Regions from separate parts of the Homo sapiens genome. Here region 2 is linked to region 1. Evidence: chromatin contacts called from ENCODE Hi-C or POLR2A ChIA-PET data. All regions are on one chromosome and are shown on one strand. Each heading gives the region's core, a stretch centred on a gene start or an enhancer-like site at or near the end of the contact. The rest is flanking DNA. Distances are from core to core; before and after follow the strand shown. Region 1 holds the start of EZH1 (enhancer of zeste 1 polycomb repressive complex 2 subunit). Region 2 holds the start of HSD17B1-AS1 (HSD17B1 antisense RNA 1).

The links. Hi-C counts contacts between places; a loop is a spot of excess contacts on that map. ChIA-PET counts read pairs that join two places held with the same protein, here RNA polymerase II (POLR2A). Pooled maps may share reads with other maps.
Region 2: a loop to region 1 is called in a pooled map, with 2.9 times the contacts of the local background. The contact joins the promoter of HSD17B1-AS1 here to the promoter of EZH1 in region 1. A Hi-C loop is called at or near these places in 1 of 168 maps with a recorded cell type or tissue (dorsolateral prefrontal cortex), 1 of 37 single-sample maps with no recorded cell type and 10 of 50 pooled maps. POLR2A ChIA-PET finds 5 or more read pairs at or near these places in 4 of 52 experiments (OCI-LY7, activated CD8-positive, alpha-beta T cell, activated T-cell and 1 more).

Annotation. Positions count from the first base shown.
Region 1 is chr17:42,742,554-42,746,923 of GRCh38, reverse strand. EZH1 (enhancer of zeste 1 polycomb repressive complex 2 subunit) reads left to right here and starts at 1,884. Exons shown (of 21, transcript NM_001991.5): 1 at 1,884-1,913. RefSeq lists a silencer at 1,727-2,306.
Region 2 is chr17:42,552,183-42,556,552 of GRCh38, reverse strand. It overlaps HSD17B1-AS1 (HSD17B1 antisense RNA 1), which reads left to right and starts at 1,751. Exons shown (of 1, transcript NR_144402.1): 1 at 1,751-4,117. It overlaps HSD17B1 (hydroxysteroid 17-beta dehydrogenase 1), which reads right to left and starts at 3,630. Exons shown (of 6, transcript NM_000413.4): 1 at 3,523-3,630; 2 at 3,262-3,429; 3 at 2,935-3,114; 4 at 2,666-2,759; 5 at 1,971-2,148; 6 at 1,339-1,884. The coding sequence starts at 3,619. The coding sequence ends at 1,615. RefSeq lists enhancers at 56-603, 1,419-1,986, a silencer at 1,610-1,769, a promoter at 3,630-3,706 and a cis regulatory region at 4,156-4,172.

The sequences.
Region 1 (4,370 bases), core at 635-3,134:
ATTATACACTTTGAGACAAAATCAAAATCAAGATGTTATTATTTTGCATTTTAATTTGTAATTTTAAAAATTTATATTTTGAAATAATTTCAGATTTAATAGAGTTGCAAATATGGTAGAGTTCCTATATGTCCATCAAACTTCCTCAATTACAATGATTAAAACCAGGAATAAGATTGATAAAATACTATTAATTAATCTAGAGATTTTATTCTAATTTCATCAAATTATCCCACTGGTGTTCTTTTTCTGGACCAGGATTCAAGCCAGGATCACACATTACATTTAGTTGTCATATCTCCTCAGTCTCCCAATCTGAGATGGTTTCTCACCCCTTGTCTTTCATGATCTTGACACTTGAAGATACTGGCCAGTTATTTTGTAGATTGTCTCTCATTTTGGATTTGTCTGATGTTTCCTCATAATTAAATTCAGCTTATGCAGGCTGGGCATTGTGGCTCATGCCTGTAATCCCAGCACTGGGAGGCAGAGGTGGGGGGATCACCTGAGTCAGCAGTTCGAGACCAGCCTGGACAACATGGTGAAACCCCATCTCTACTAAAATTACAAAATTTGCCGGGTATAGTAGTGCATGCCTGTAAACCCAGCTACTTGGGAGGCTGAGGCAGGAGAATCGCTTGAACCCAGGAGGCAGAGATTGCAGTGAGCCGAGATTGCACCATTGCACTCCAGCCTAGGCAACAAGAGTGAAACTGTCTCAAAACAAACAAACAAACAACACGCACAAAAAATCAGCTTATGCGTGTTCGTCAAGAATACCACAGAAGTGATTTTGTGCGCTTCTCATTGCATCATGTTCAGAGGGACCTGGTAAGAATACCTCTCAGCTGGGGGCAATGGCTCATGCCTGTAATCCCAACACTTTGGGAAATCAAGGTGGGAGGATGGCTTGAACCCTGGAGTTCAAGACCAGCCTAGGCAACACAGCAAGACCCTGTCTCCTTAAAAAGAAGAGGGAGGCCGGGCGTGGTGGCTCATGCCGGTAATCTCAGCACTTTGGGAGGCCGAGGTAGGCAGATCACTTGAGGTCAGGAGTTTGACAGCAGCCTGGCCAATACGGTGAAACCCCATCTCTACTAAAAATACAAAAATTAGCCGGGCGTGGTGGCACGAACCTGTATTCCTGGCTACTTGGGAGGCTGAGGCGGGAGAATTGCTTGAGCCCGGGAGGGAGAGGTTGCAGTGAGCCGAGATCGCGCCACGGCACTCCAGCCTGTGTAAGTAACAAAGCGAGACTCCGTCCAGCCTCGCCCCCCGGCAAAAAAAGAAGAAGAAAACAATACCTCTTATCACTAGTGATGCTAACTTTGATCACTTAGTTAAGGTGGTGTCTGACAGATTCTTATCTGTAAAGTTGCTATTTTTTTCCCTTTGTAACTAGCAGGTGTCTTGTGGGGATTTATTTCGATACAAGGCTATAATTTTGATTCTAAGTGACTAGAAAACTATGAACAGAAATAGGGAGATCAGACATAAATAAAGGGCTTAGAACCCATAGACCGGTGTCTGGAGAACTGGTAGGGGTGAAGCATCGGTATGAAGGTGATCTGGGTTGGCTTCAAACGCTGAAGTGAGATGTGGCTTGTCACCAGCGCGTGGGGATGGCAAATCCGCTGAATAGGGTCTTCAGGAAGATATTAGTGGCTCTGCGAAGGTTTCCCCAGAGCCCTTCCCCTCCCCTGCCAGCGCCGCTTTGGAAGCCGTCTGGGAGGCTGCACCCGCCAGGACTCCTGAGTGCGGGGTTTTGGCGGCAAATGACAGTAGTGCGTCCGCGCGGCACGGGTAAGTCAATGCGCACGCGCCGACAGGAGGCGCGGGGCGGGGCACGGCGCAGGGGTGGGGCCGCGGCGCGCATGCGTCCTAGCAGCGGGACCCGCGGCTCGGGATGGAGGGTGAGTGAGTAAACAAGCCTGGGCCGGGCGGTGGGGCCGGGCCTCCTCCCCTCGCCGCCCTGGGCCTGAGGGAGGGAGAGGCGGAGGGATCAGGAAATTGGAAGGAATCCGAGGGACACACTGCCTGCCTGGCCGGGGGTAGCAGGCGCCCCTCCTCATTCCGAGGGTGGGGGAATGGGGGCGACGGGGCGAGAGAGACCCAGGCGAGGACAGCGTCTGGGGCTGCGAGGGCTGTGTGCCCGGGAGGAGGAGCGGCGGGGGCGGGCTCGGGGACGGGGAATCCCGTTGGATGGCGGTGTGGGCCGGTGGGCGGGAGCCCCAGCGCCCAAAGGGCGCGGGAGGGCGGTGGCACCTGCGGGGGCCTTTAGCGAGGTGGACTCTGGGGACCTGGAGCTGTGCTTGGGGAGGGCTAGAGACCGGGGCTGATCTTGCGATGGCTTTCGGGGATGTTGAGGAGGGGTAGCAGTAAAAACAAGGCCGGGACTAGGGTGAGGTGAGTAAGGCTCCCAAGGCACAAAGTGTAAAGGAGCACTGACTCAGGGTCGCGCAAGTGCAGTGAGCGCCTCCTCACGTGCGTCCTGGGTGCCTCGGTCGCCTCACCCCAGGCCTGGCCCTGAGCAAGAATCTCCTTCACTCCAGACTTTTGGTCTCACGCCAATGATCGCTCACCCCCACCATTCAACCGAGGATCAAATGATATAAATAAAAGTGCCTTGAAGCACAGACAAGGTGTTGTATTTGGGACATGCCTGTTAGGAAATGTGGGACAAACTTTTATTTCAATAAAAAGTGACTACTGAGGAATTGTTTCTTGAGCAGGGAAGGGAAGGGATACCTGAAGGATGTTAGTGCCCCCCGTGGAATGTGAAGGAATATGGAGGGTGAAATACAGGGTTGTATGTGATGTAGCCCAGGCCGATAGGAACCTGACGCTTGGCAGGGGAGGATGAAAGCAAAGGAGCTCAGGTACACTAACAATTAGGTGGGTGCAAGGATGGCAATGAAAACGCGAGTCTCCTCCACGTTTGCTGCCATACTGCCGCTGAATAAAAAAATTCCCACACCCCATGTTTTTTAAATTTAGGAAACTGATATTGAAGGAGGTTTCCAGCCTGAGAAGGTGCTAACCCTATTAGAGGTTTCTGTGAAAGCTTGTCTATTTTAAGTCTTGGAATCCCCAGATATGCCACTGATAAAAGAGATTACTTACATAGGAGAGAGTGTGTGTTAGGAGATAAGTACTTTAGACTGGGCTCGGTGGCTCATATCTGAAATCCCAGCATTCGGGAGGCCCAGGCAGGAGAATAGCTTGAGCCCAGGAGTTTGGGACCAGCTCAGGCAACAATAGCGAGACCTCATCTCTACAAAAAAAAAATAGCCAGATGTGGTGGCCTTCTCCTATAGTCCCAGCTGCTTGGGAGGCTGAAGCAGGAGTATTGCTTGAGACTGGGAGGTCAAGGTTGCAATGAGCTCTGATCCTGCCACTGCACTCCAGTCTGGGTGACAGCACCTGAGACCCTGTCTCAAGAAAAAAAAAAAAAGCCTGGCACGGTGGCTCATGCCTGTAATCCCAACACTTTGGGAGGCTGAGGTGGACCGTTCACTCGAGCCCAGGAGTTTGAGACCAGCCTGGGCAACATGGGACAACTCCATCTCTACTAAAAATACAAAAATTAATCAGGTGTGGTGGCACACGCCTGTAGTCCCAGCTACTCGGGAGGGCTGAGGCATTAGAATCGCTTGAACCGGGAGGTGGAGGTTGCAGTGAGCCGAGATTGCACCACTGCACATCAACCTGGGCAACAGAGTGAGATTCTGTCAAAAAAAAAAAAAAAAAAAGGAGGCCTGGCACAGTGGCTCAGGCCTGTAATCCCAGCACTTTGGGAGGCCAAGGCAGGCGGATCACTTGAGGTCAAGAGTCCGAGAGCTGCCTGGGCAACATGGCGAAACTCCTTCTCTACAAAAATACAAGAATTAGCTGGGCGTGGTGGTGGGTGCCTGTAATCCCAGCTATTCAGGGGGTTGAGGCACGAGAATCGCTTGAACCTGGGAGGTGGAAGTTGCAGTGAGCCGACATGCACCACTGCATTGCAGCATGGGTGACAGAGCAAGACTCCATCTCAAAAAAGAAAAAAAAAAGGGAGAGAGAAGTACTTAAAAACGCACATACATAATAGGAGAAAGGACTATCTATAAAACTGTAATAATGCTATCATTGTCAAGGTTTATGCTTATTGTTGTGTGTCACAAACATAATGAATCAACTCCAAAGGCAGGGATATATGTTTTATTCATTGATGTACCCCAAACACCTAAAATGGTAACACATAGTAGATACTACTATTAAGTATAATAGTAGGTGCTCAACATATATTTGTGGAATAAATAGTGGGGAAATTTCTGGCACTGGGAGTCAGGTGATCCGGATGCTAGTATTGTCAGTAACTGGCAGAGTAC
Region 2 (4,370 bases), core at 502-3,001, 190 kb after region 1:
CAGAGAAGACCCTCATCCGAGGTAGGGGCAGGTCAGGGTGGAGTGCCTGCCTCCTTCCCCCAGTGCCCCACACAAAGCTCCAAGAGCTCCAACAGGCTCCTGTCTGTTTCCACTTCCCAGGCTTTCTGTGGTCATGTCCCTGCCCACTCCAAAGGGCCATCCCCCTCAGCCTTGCCTCCCTCTCAGACCCAGCTGAATCCCTGCCTCGGTACCGCCCCCTCCTGGGGCACTCCTGCCCCCTTCCTCTGCTGCATCCTCACCTAGCCTCCTATCTGTTCACACCTCCCCTGCACCAGACCTCCACAGAAGTTCAGACAGTGGCTCTACAACCCTACTGGCCCCTATCAATGACTCCTGCCCCCCTGGGACCCTCCACTGGGCTCAGGAAAGACGGGCCATTGTAGCAAAGTAGCCAGTCCTGTAGCCCCAGCTGGACCTCCTGGTGAGGCAGCTTGCCAGATGGTGGGGATCGCTCAGTCCTCTGGGGCAGAACAGGGTGAGTGGGGCTGTCTCCCTTTGATTCACTTAGCCCTCTTTCTTCTTTACACATTTGCAAAATGTGACAGTAGTCATATTACTATTCATTCTAATAACAGTCCTTGCTGGCTATTAAACCTCTATACTAGCACTTTCAGGCATTATCTCCACCATTACTAAAACCGATTAGATAGGTATTATTATACCCATTTTACAGATAAGAAAGACTCAGAGGGCCGGTCGCGGTGGCTCATGCCTGTATGCCCAGCAATCTGAGAGGCCGAGGCGGGCGGATCACCTAAGGTCGAGAGTTTGAGACCAGCCTGACCAACATGGAGAAACCCCGTCTCTACCGAACATACAAAATTAGCCGGTATCCCAGCTACTTGGGAGGCTGAGGCAGGAGAATCACTTGAATCTGGGAAGCGGAGATTGTGGTGAGCCGAGATTGCCCCATTGCACTCCAGCCTAGGCAACAAGAGCGAAACTCTGTCTCAGAAAATAAAAAAAAAAGAAAGAAAGAAAGAAAAGAAAGACTGAGAGAAAGCAAGGAACTTGCCTGAGGTCTCATGGCTAATGGGGTCCAAGTCACAACCTGACTCTACCCCAAGCCAATTCCCACCTAACTCCTCCTGCAGATGCCCCTTGGTTATCCAGAGACTGTGTCTGGCCTTTAATATGGACTTGAGGTGTGATCCTGGGCTGGCTTCTTTCTGGACCTTGGTTTCTGAGTTTTTCGGTTGGTTGGTTCATTTGATTAATTGACAGGGTCTCACTCTGTCACCCAGGCTGGAGTGCAGTGGCCCCATCATGCTCACTGCACCCTCCAACTCCTGGGCTCAAGGAATGGTGCCACTGTGCTGATTTTTAAATTTTCTTTATTTTTGTAGAGATGGGGGTCTCACTGTGTTGCTCTGGCTGGTCTCCAACTCCGGGGCTTGAGCGATCCTCCTGCCTCCGCCTCCCAAAGCGCTGGCATTACAGGCGACAGCCATCGCGCCTAGCTGCGCTGGTAAAACTGGCTAACGCGATCTATCTTAATTAGCCACCCACAGCTGCTACCGCCGCCCCATCCCCAGGGACCACACAGACCCAGGGGACAAAGAAGGGCGCGGGAGACAGCGGCTGAGGAAGCCTTTACTGCGGGGCGGCCGGAGGATCGCCGAGCTCAGGGTCCCCCACCGCACCGCGCCCGGCCTCGTCCTCTGCCCCAGGCCCGGCCCCGCCCCCAGCCTCGGCCCCAGCCTCGGCCTTTGCCGGAACGTCGCCGAACACTTCCCGGTGCATGGCGGTGACGTAGTTGGAGCCGCTGGGGTCGTCCAGGCGCATCCGCAGCAGGGGCAGGAAGCGCTCGGTGGTGAAGTAGCGCAGGGTCGGCTTCGGGGCGCGCAAAGCGGTGAGGAAGACCTGCGGCGGCGGGAGGAGAGCTGTGGCCACCGCTGCGCGCCGGAGGACGCACCGCCCCCACTCCTGGAGTCCAGCCCGGCGCTCACCTCCGCCACCTCCTCAGGGTTCTGCGCCGCCTCGCGAAAGACTTGCTTGCTGTGGGCGAGGTATTGGTAGAAGCGGTGGAAGGTGTGGATGTCCGTGCGGTCCAGCACCTCCTCTGGGCTGCCCAACACCTTCTCCATGAAGGCGGTGTGCACTGGGCCGCACTCGATCAGGCTCAAGCTGCTGGCCGGAGAGCAACGAGTGGGAGGGGGCGGACGCCAGCCAGGCCCCAGTCCCAGCCCCAACCCCAGTCCCAGCCCCAACCACGTCCCGGCCCCCGACCGCGAGCAGCACCGCTGCGCTGGGAAGTGAGGCGGAAAGGGCGCTGGGGATAACCAGAACATTTGAAACGCGGGTTCCTGCCGGAGCAGCCCTCCCAAATCCATCTGAGGCTACAAGGGAGCCCTGGTGTCAGGATTCGAATCTAGCGGGGTCCCTGGCCGCTGTGTGACCTTGGGCCAGTCACCTAACCTCTCTGGGCTGGAGCTTCCCCATAACAATACCAACACTTCAGCAGCTAGGTCAGCAGGTGGCACAATGCGTGCCATGCGCCCAGCCCAAGTGCCTGGCACACAGCTAATGTGAGCCGGGCAGAGAGGGCCAGGGAGATCGCCCCAGAGCGGCTCCCGCAGGACAGGGTGCTCGGCGTCTCTAGGTCAGAGTTAAGAGGGTTCGGGGAACGGGGGTGTTGACTCACTGGACCCCAAAGGGCAGCAGCAGAACCGCCAGACTCTCGCATAAGCCTTCGAGCGCGAACTTGCTGGCGCAATAAACGTCATTGAAAGGCAGCCCTTAGGTGGGGAGACGAGGTTCCTGAGGCGCAGCGGCCAGGGGGTCATCCCCGGGCAGACGGTGCCCCTCCAAGCTGACGGCACCCCACTCCACCCCCCCCGCGGAACCTGCCTTCAAGGCTCAGCTCCGCACACAAAGAATCTGGAGCTGCCGAGGCCACTCCCTACCACTCACCCATCAATCCTCCCACGCTCCCGGTCACCAACACGCGTCCCGAACCGCGCCTCTTCATGTCTGGCAGGAAGGCCTGCAGCATCCGCACAGTCCCTACTACATTCACGTCCAGCACAGAGGCCACGGCGTCCTCCCCCAGCGCCTCCAGCGGCCCCAGCAGGCCCAGGCCTGCGTTACACACTGCGGAGACAAGAGGCCCGACCAGCCCGCCTCAGCATCACCCTCAGCACGGCCTGTCCCCTCGTGCTCCCTGGGCCTGGGAACATGTTGGTTTCAACGCAGGGCGGAGAAGGCTCCTAGGAGCCCATATGCTTCCAGGAGGCTCACCCAGCACGTCCACGCGGCCCTCAGTCACGCGTTCCCGGGCAGCGGCCACGGATTTTGAGTCCCTTACGTCCAGCTGCAACGTCTCCAGGGATCCCGGAGGGCATGCCAGGGCCCGGGCCGCCTCCCACAGCCGGCCCTGTGTTTTCAGGTCCCTCAACGTGGCATACACTGGAGGTTTTGGGAGAGGAGGAAGATCTGACTTCCCTTCTGGCCTCCAAGGGCTCCTCCCTTCTCTCCCTCCCTGTCCCTGCCTATCTATACCTTTGAAGCTCTGGGATGGATCTGAAGCCAGACGTACGGCCAAGTGCAGGCCGATGCCCGAGGAACAGCCGGTGATGAGCACCACGGTGCGGGCCATGGTGAGACTGTGGGGAGAGGCTGGGGCTCTGGGCTTGATATCACCTGCTTCGCCCCGCCCCGCCTGCGGGCCCCCACCCCTTGTTGTGTCTCCCACGCAATCTCAAGGATAAGCCTTCCTGCGGGTCCCTGGCCCGCTCTCCCCACCCTGTTCTGAGCCAAAACAGACATGAGCCCACTGCTTGGAACAACAAACTGTCCTGGTTGCTGGTCAGAGGGAGGGGAGGCTTTACAAGCAGGTGTGGGTTCCCACGTGGGCACAGAGTGGCCCCCTGGGCAGATTCCCCTGGGTATGCCTCTGTGCCACAGGAGCGATTATAGTGACCGCAGTTTGCTGCAGAGGCTGTGAAAGTAAAGGCGTTGGGAGGTGGGAGATGATTGTATATGTGCTGGTTTCGTCCAGGGTTCCTAGCTCATAACTCACATGACCATGGTTACAGTCTTACGTTGTCATGTTGGGGTGCCTCAGGCCTCAAAAAACAGCCTTTCGTCTCTCTGACCTTCTCCTGTCCTCTTTTCAGCTGCCCAAGGCAGGACTCTAATCTGATTGTGGGTTGTAGGATCCTCATTCCAGAGTGGGTCCTTGCCCCATACCCTGGAGAAAGGAATGCTGCACAAAGGCCCAAAGAATCTGGACTGGCCTTGCTGGGCTTAGATCAGACCCTTTTTGCCCAATCACATTATCACAGTTGTCCATGCTTCAGTCATGGACAGCCAATGGAGTTCTCCATAAAAGGCCCAAAGGACAGGGT